2 separate regions of the Homo sapiens genome follow, and region 2 is linked to region 1. Evidence: chromatin loops called from intact Hi-C (ENCODE). Cell type or tissue: breast epithelium. All regions are shown on one strand. Links, peaks and the distances in the headings refer to the core of each region. The heading gives the core; the rest is flanking DNA.

Region 1 (4,402 bases), core at 242-4,241:
ACTTAGGAGAATATTTGATCTATATTTGGCACTGTGGGACATGGCCACAGTCTAACCTGAAAGCTTGTCACGTGTGTCACTTTGAATGACAAGGACTCTATGACCTACTCTTATGTTCTGAAGGAGGACATCCAGTGCTATGGATTAAGCAGGATGGCTAAAGAAAGTTCTTCGCTGGTTTAAGATGTATCAGACCTCCTTTTCCTCTGTTTTGAATAAAGGCAATAAAGCTGTGAGAAGAAACAGTACCTTTGAGATCCCTGGGAAAAATACAATTTTTCTTACTCTTACTAATTTCTCTACAATAAGAAAACTCCTTTCTTCCTAGTGTTGTTGATAAAATTAAATGAAGTGGTATGTAAAAGTGGCCCTGCACAGTTATAGACAGCATGGAGTGGTACAAATACATCTGGCTTTGGGCCAGATGTTCTGGCATTTGAATCTAGACCCTGCTACCTCTCTTTGGGAGGTCAGCTTGCTCACCAAGCTCCTGCGTCTGCAAAGCAAGAGTCATGACATCTAGTTGGCAGAGTTATTATGAAGGGTAAAGACAATATTTGTTTTCAAGCTCCTCCCTCTGTGCTCTGTGCTGAGTAGGCACTCAGCAGTCAGCGTTGTCATCAGTATTATGGTCAATGTTGTCAGAAATCTTGTCTTCGTCAGGAATGTAAGGTGAATCCAGTAAAGGATCTTCAGATGGTCTTGAGACCCCAGAGATTTCAGGAGTGATGGTAATAACATCTTGGAAGCATCACTGCAGATATTTCAGTGACATCATTGCTAATCCCACTTCCGCCATTTCCCCCCTCTCTTGTAGTTGAGAATGAAAATCATTGCGATTTTGTGAAACTTCGAGAGATGCTGATCCGCGTGAACATGGAGGACTTGCGAGAGCAGACTCACACCCGCCACTATGAATTGTACCGACGCTGTAAGCTTGAAGAGATGGGGTTCAAGGACACTGACCCTGACAGCAAACCCTTCAGGTATGAAGGCATCTAGCAATCAGGTGTCTCCCAGACAGTGGCGAGAGTGGCATGGTGGTACATCACAGAAATGCTTGCTGGATTGAGATGGTGATGATGGAAGGATCTGGTGGGTGAAGATTAATACATATGTTGTCAGGCATTGTGATAATTGCTTTATTTGCATTATCTCAACTAACTTACCTAGTTGATGTCATTATTATCCACATTTTACAGATGAGGAAACAAAGGCACTGAAAGTGTAAACAAACTGCCCAAGGTCCTCCAAGTAGTAAACAATGGTGTGGTGTTGAGCTCTTGCCATCTGGGTCCTGAGCCCAGGTTTCTGCCAGTTCTCTTGCAGAGGTGCAGAGCCTGGTCGATATATTTACAAAGGTGCGGCTGCTGATTACAGTTTGCCCCATTCATTTTTGCCAAACACCTTTAACTTCCGGAGGCTCTTCCTTTGTCAAGCACTTTTACTATTAGCTTTCAGTGGTTCGGTAAAATTCTAACAACAAAGAATCAGGAGGAAAGGAGAATAGCTTTTAGGAGATCTATGTATTTTCTTATATCACTGACGGGTGGAGACGCAAAATGTGAAGGGGAGAAATGGATGTAGAATTAATATCCTAGCCGAAGCCCAGACCCCGTCAGAATCCAGTGGTAGGGATAGGGCTGGCAAGGCTGGGGTGCTGTTGCCCACACCGTAGTGAGTCATGGGGTGGTTCTGGGTAAAGTTGTGGGGTGAGGCTGCCAGGCCAGGTTCACCACCTCCTGGTCGAGGAGAGGATTGTCCAGATGGTGCCCAAGCAGTTTTCTTTCTTTTTTTTTGTTTGAGACGGAGCCTTGCTCTGTCACCAGGCTGGAGTGCCTCGGCCTCCCAAAGTGCTGGGATTACAGGCGTGAGCCACCGCGCCTGGCCCCCAAGCTGTTTCTTAATGGGGATTTGAATTCAGGTGGTGTGAGGTGTGTCTGGGCTCTGTGCCTTTACAAACTGAGGGCCATAGTTCCTTGGGGAAAAAAAACCTGTCTTTCTCCTCTTTGGCCTACAACACACTCTGATGTCTACAAGCTGGCTGACAATAGAACCGGAGGCAGCCTGTGCACAGCAGATTCTGTCCCCGTGGGTCTGTAGGAGGGAGTTTATTTTCTTGCAATTGCTTTAGAGATAGTTTAGGAATGCCTGGGCTTGTCGCCTGGCACTGTGCTGCTGAGGAGTTCCATGAGCATGTGTGTATGCAGTGAGAACAAATGCAGAACCCAGACAAGGGGCATACCAAGAAGTTAACTTCTAGCCAAGATTGCATCATTCACTTCTGCCCTGACGGCTTGCAAAACTGACCATCTCCAACCATGTGAAAGTCATGTTCTGAGGCGAGGTGTAGGACACCTTTTTGTGTACACAGGTTTAGCTAATTGAACCTTGAAATGCATTTACCAGAAAATAATCCTTACAAAATCAAGTCCACTTTATGGTTACTAAACCTGATGAAATGGTTTCTGTGTGGGAAAGGCCGTCTTCAGTATTACATAAAATATTTGTTTTCATGCAAAGAGATATGGAACAAAAGGAACTGCCATAAAATTGAATTCATTTTCCCCTCACCTTCATTCAAATCCAGACAGTGTTGAAGAGCACTGGGCTAGGAGTCAGGAGTTTGGGTTCAGTTCTTGGTCCTGCTACGCTACAAGTTCTTAACCCATCTGGGCCTGAGTTTCTTCATCTGTGAAATGAGGAGCTGATCCAGATCAGGGAATAATTAGATCCAGTAAAAAAAAATTTTTTTCCATACTGGGTTAGACAGTAAATATTTTAGGTTCTGCAGGCCAAACGGTCTCTGTCACAACTATTCAGTTCTGCCCTTGTCGTCCGAAAGCAGCCATAGACCATACTGTAAATGAATGGGCATGGCTGTGTTCCGGTAAAACTTCATTTACAAAAACAGATGGGGGGCCAGATTTGGTCCTCAGGCTGTAGTTTCCCAACCCCTAGACGAGATCATAACTTGGAGCCTGTGAACTGCCTGCAAAAGTTAGAATGCATGTGACTGCTTCTTGAGTTTGTTAGAGGTCATTTACCTCCCAAAGTGTTTTACTTCTCAAAATGTTCAGAGCCATTTGGCATAGTTGTGTTTCTTTCAACTCAGGAATCTGTGGAATTTGAAGAGTCTATGATGCTATCCTTAGCTATCTACACCACCAGGAAGGGCCCAGTGGCCTAAGTTTGCCACTTAGGTCTTTCCACCATCTTGACTGGGTTCCTTAGGATCCCTGGGAGCCTGGGGATTGTGAGGATTTCCTGCTGCTGCAGACGCACAGCCTGCTAAGTTGTCTGTGTGGCCAGCATTTTAATTAAGGCATTTCCTGCAAGCCCAGAGTAACTGCCCACCAGGAGGAGGTGGAGCTGGGTAGGCCCAGCAGGGCTTCTGCAAGGGACAGCTGCTGGGCAAGCCCACTGCTTTGTTCTCCCTGTTTCAGGGGCTTCAGGATTGGTGAGGGATATCACCGAGGCTGCCTGACGCTTAGAGAGCATGCTTTATCCATGTCTCCCCTCCCCACTTGGATCCATTTCCCCTGGCCTGAGTTTTGCTTTTGATGATGAAAAGGGAAAATGTATACACACACACACACACACACACACACACACACAATATATATATAAAATAATATATATTAATTATATCATATATTACTAATATATGATATAATTATATAATAATATATAATATATACACATATAATATATATACACACACATATATATTACCAAGGCCTTTACTTTTTTCCATATATAAGAAAATTAGAAAAAAGTGGACCTTCTAAAAATAAATACCTTCCAACATCTCGATAACTGGAACCAGGTTTTCCATTTCAACTGGAAACAATTTCTCCTCTTAGACCACTCATTCAAACTCTGATGTCCCTCCTGGTTTAGGGAAGATTACTTGGTACCAAAAGTTGGCTTTGAATCACATGTCTTGGTAAATAGTGATAAGAAATGAATTTGATTTTCCTTTTCTTGGAAACCACTACTTTTAAAAGGGCTCGGCCTTTCCCTTTGAAGAATTTCGGGCACCCTCAGCACTTCCTGTGCACCTGAGCGGGAGGAATGGAGTGAGGTGACTCTGTTTGAAGGATGACAGAGTTAAGGAAAAGCAGAAGCCACAGTTGATTGAAGTGATTTTCCAGAATTTCATCTGCAAAGTCACCATTCCTGGATGTGCTTGGAAGATGGATCTTCCGTGTGAATTTAGGCTGAGCTTGGAGGAGTATAAATCAAGGGCTTAAGGTTTTATTATATTCTCAAAGCACAGGATTTCTGCATGGGTGTGCAGTGAAGTTCATCCTTCCCAGTGAGCACCCTCGTTCACCTTTTGTCCTCTGGGCCCCACTTGTGTTTACAGTACATGTTTGTAAAACAGAGAGTGACCTCT
Region 2 (4,402 bases), core at 168-4,167, 620 kb after region 1:
CTGTTTATAGGGTTTTGCTTTGTGGTTATCTTGAGGCTTACATAAAACTTTGTATACTTATAACAGGCTATTTTAAGCTGATAGCAACTTAATTTTGATTGCATACACAACACTATACTCTTTTACTTCCCCTCACCCCCCATATTTTTGTTTTTGATAGCATAAATTTTTTTTATTATTTGTATTTTTTGTATGGACAGGAAATACTTATTTTTTTATTTCAGTAATTTTTGGGGAACAGGTGGTTTTTTGTTACATGGATGAGTCTTTTAGTGGTGATTTCTGAGATTTTGGTGTATCCATCACCCAAGTAGTATACACTATACCCAGTGTGTAGTTTTTTATTCCTCACCCTCTTCCTATCCTTCCCCCGAGCCCTCAAAGTATTAGTATTTCTTAATAAATTTTTGTAGCTGTGGTTTTACTAGGTTTGCCTTTTAGCCTTTATACTAGAGATATGCTTAATTTGCCCATCAACATTACAGTATTATAGTGTTTTGAATTTCACAATGTAGTTGTTTTTACTAGTGAGTTTTATACTTTCCTATGTTTTCATGTTACTAATTAGCATCCTTTTCCTTCATCTTGAAGGAACTCCCCTTAGCATTTCTTGCAAAGCAGATTTAGTGCTGGTCCCCATCATATCTCCATTTAATTCACCAATATGCCTTATACAAAATCCAGATGGATCCTGAAAATAACCTATTGCAAACCTAACCAAATATTTGTACTAATTTTATCACTGGGGCAAGCGTGGCTTTTTTGATAGAGCAGTGGTATACAGTTATTAACCTGGCAAATATGTTCTTTCCCAATCCCATCAAAAAGTTTGCATTCACTTGGAACTGACTACAGCATGCTACAAATATTATATTTATAGTGTTGCCCCAGGACTAGGTTTACTTTCTTGTTCTGTTATAATCCAACATGCCCTTATAATTTCACATTGGTCCACTATATTGACGGCATCATGCTAATCTGACTGGTTGAGCAACAAGTGGCAAGTATGTTCATGACCTTAGGAAGACACATGTCCTCCAGAAAGGGTAAAATGAAAGCTATGAAGATTCAGGAGTCATCCCTATCCAGGAATTTTTTAGGAGCCAGTGGGCTGGAACATGCCAGATCATCCCCTTCAAAGGAAAGTTTAAATTATTGCATCATGCACTTCCTACCATGAAGAAGGGAGCACGATACCTGGTGGGCCTCTCAGGTTTCTGGAATAAGAGTATTCCTATCTGGGAATACAGCTCAGTCAATATAGCCAAGTGAATGCAAGGATGTAAGCTGAGCCATGGGTATGTTCAACCACAGGTCCCAGGTAGGCCCTGTGGTTTAGGTATATTGTTTCCAAAAAGAGAAATGTTTCTACCTGAGTATATAGTAAAAGTCCTCTTAAGCTTTAGGTTATGGCAACCCCTGGGAACTTTGGATACTCATTCCACAGAACAAGCAATCAATAAGAGTCACTATCTTGGTAGATCATCAAGGGGAAGTCAGACTACCTTTACACATGCAAAACGGCATATAGCAATACATTTGGCACCTAAGAAATTTGCTCATGCATCTCTTGATATTCCCTTGCCCAATTTTGCCTGTAAATGGACAAGTGCAGCAGTCACAGGTTGACCAGGCTAGGAGCACTTGAGTGAAATAAGCCACCAAGATCAGCAGAAGTGCTAGCTGAGGATGAGGGAAATCCACAATGGATAGCAAAGTAGGGAGATAATGGGTATCAGTTATACCCTTGAGATTAGCGCTAGCTGTATAGACTATAGTTTATCTCTCTGACTTTCCTTTTATAAGTTTACCACAGGAGAGGAGGCCCACCAGAATTCTAGAGGAGCTTCTCCAAAACTCAGATGAAGTGAATCTGAATGGAGCAAGGAGTGGACTTTAGTGGATGCCTTGATGCACTGCCTAGATCCCTCTTCGTGACTGAAGGGCTTATTCTCAAGCTGCTGGGGGTTCTGGCTAGCCCTCCTTAGTTGTTTGCCCTCTCCAAAAATTTCCCTCAGCTGAAGAGAACCACCTCACAAGGTTATTCATTTTCCTGGAGACAGACTGAATCTAAAAATCTGAAAATAAGTTGTCAATGCAGGTCATTATGGCCCGTCCCCTTTACCACAATTCAGACAATTTTAAAGGGACATCCTGGCTTCAGATCTCCCTATGTAGTCAAATGATGCTTCAAACATTGATACATTCAAACTTCTCCCTCATCCCAACCCTGCTTCCTTCCTTTTCCTACACAGGGATTAATCCTGAAAGTACTTTCCAGTAAATCTCTTGAACACTAATGCCCTTCTCAGAGTCAGCTGCCTGGGGATCCCAATCTTCAATAAATAGGGAAGAAAAGAAAGCCAATAAAAATTCCACTGATGAGAATGGCATCTGGGGCTTGATGCTCCTGGAACCCTCTCAGAGACTGCATTGAACATTTCTCAGAACTTTCCCACTGGAGGATGAGGTCAGAGTATTTATCCACCAATTTCTACACCTTCATTGGCTGAGCAGTCCCTCTGGGGGTTTTAACACTCTGGCACTTTCTTTCTGCTCTGTATATGGGCTGAGGAAGCTCCTGAGGATAGAGAACACTATCAAGTAGAAAGACTCAGGAAGCCATCAGCCTATATGGGGACTGTCCCCAAGGTGAGTATAGGGATTACAAGAGGAACATTGACATCGTCTGCAACAGGGGTCATATGGCACCATGTAGTATATTTCTACTGAGGAGAGAGAAAAGCTAAATTAAGTTTGGGGACAATAATAGGAATAGATTCAAGATGATTGCTGGAATAAAGTAGCATAAATCAGAGGCTAAGCGGAGGAGAAACAGCTAATGATGCTCTGTTATCATGTGTTTTCCACATGAAGTATATGAGATAGCACTAAGAGAGTGTGGATGGGTGTAGTAGCGTTGCTCTGGGGGAAAGATATATCATGAGCATATTTTACAAACCTATAAGCATTTCACTGGTTCCTGTCTTGAAGGAAAGACTACGCTCTTGAGGGCAGGAACTATCTTACTCATTTTTGATGTCTGGAATTTCATAGGGTTAGGGTCATTCTGCCTTCCCATGCAAGGTGTTGTGATTGAGGTGATAGAGAGAGAAATAGGCTCACATATCAGCTCTGCCATTTAATAGCACTAAGGGTTTTGCTATGTTATTAAAACCATTTAAATCTCAGTTTCCTTATAAAATGGGTACAAAAATACATATTAAATAATATTGTTAAGAGAAGTCAAAGAATGCACAACACCTGGCACATCTTGTTGAGCAGTGCTCAAGAGATATCATTGCCACTTCCTCAAAAAGTTTTGAGATGAATGAATTAACATATCTAGACTTACTTTAAAATGTCAGTAATACTACAGAAATCCAAAAGTTGTTATGGAGTTCATGATTATATTGTTCAGAGCCAAATTAATGTTACAAGTTTTGATTTCAGTGACATCATCAAAGAAGGCTTCTCAAAGGCTCCAACATGTTTAGTATTTAAATTTAGTTACTACAGTATGTTTGGATGGAAACAAAGTGACAGCCACAATGGTGATTGATTAGATCATTTGAAATCTGTTTATTATTAGTGTGTTTAAAATGCCTTTTTGGACCAATGCCACTGTACTCCACTTGATAATTATACAGCAGCTTGGGATTTAAACTTTACCCTAGAATAGCATATCTGGCAAAAATATCCTTCAAACATGAAGGATGAATAAATACTTTCCCAGACAGAAGCGGAGAAATTTCATCAATACCTGACCTGTCCTACAAAAAATGCAAAGGGAGTACTTCAATCAAAAAGAAAAGGACATTAATGAACAATAAATAATCACCCAAAGGTACAACTTACTGGTAATAGTAACTACCCAGAAAAACACAGAATATGTAACTGTGGTGTGTAAACTACTCTTGTCCTAAGTAGAAAGACTAAATGGTAAATGAATCAAAAACAATAACTATAACTTTTCAACACATAGTACAACAAGATAGAAACAACAAAAAATTAAAAATTGGGGCAACAGAGTTAAGGTGTAGAATTTGTATTTGTTTTCTTTTTGCTTGTTTGTTTATGCAAATAGTGTTATCAAGTTTAAATAATGGGTTATAAGATAGTATTTGCAAGCTTTGTGGTAACCTCAAACCAAAAAGTATACAATGGATAAACAAAAAATAAAACGAAACAAAATTATATCACCAGAGAAAATCACCTTCACTAGAATAAGACAGTAAGGAAAGAAAGAAGGAAGAGAAGACCATTAAACAAGCAGAAAACAAATAACAAAATGGCAGGAGTAAGTCCTTACTTATCAACAATAACATTGAATGTAAATGGGCAAAACTCTCCAATCAAAAGACCAAGATTAGTTGAATGGATGGAACAACAAGACCCATTG

Evidence for each region. Peaks named below come from ENCODE experiments on the same cell type or tissue, not always from the same donor. Only the 100,000 strongest peaks of a DNase experiment are listed, where the experiment ranks them.
Region 2: a loop joins it to region 1, with 30 times the contacts of the local background. A loop is called at or near these places in 1 of 110 quality-filtered maps.

Annotation. Positions count from the first base shown.
Region 1 is chr4:77,019,685-77,024,086 of GRCh38, forward strand. It overlaps SEPTIN11 (septin 11), which reads left to right. Exons shown (of 10, transcript NM_018243.4): 7 at 818-986. It overlaps LOC105377291 (a long non-coding RNA gene), which reads right to left and starts at 3,641. Exons shown (of 2, transcript XR_001741734.2): 1 at 2,575-3,641; 2 at 1-1,092. RefSeq lists an enhancer at 3,191-3,810. In breast epithelium, for the core only: no CTCF peak of the experiment used is centred there; a DNase peak (open chromatin) is centred at 2,167; H3K27ac peaks cover 1,446 bases.
Region 2 is chr4:77,639,916-77,644,317 of GRCh38, forward strand. No RefSeq gene overlaps it. Among named protein-coding and RNA genes, the nearest start is that of CXCL13, 36 kb to the left of the region's middle. In breast epithelium, for the core only: no CTCF peak of the experiment used is centred there; no DNase peak of the experiment used is centred there.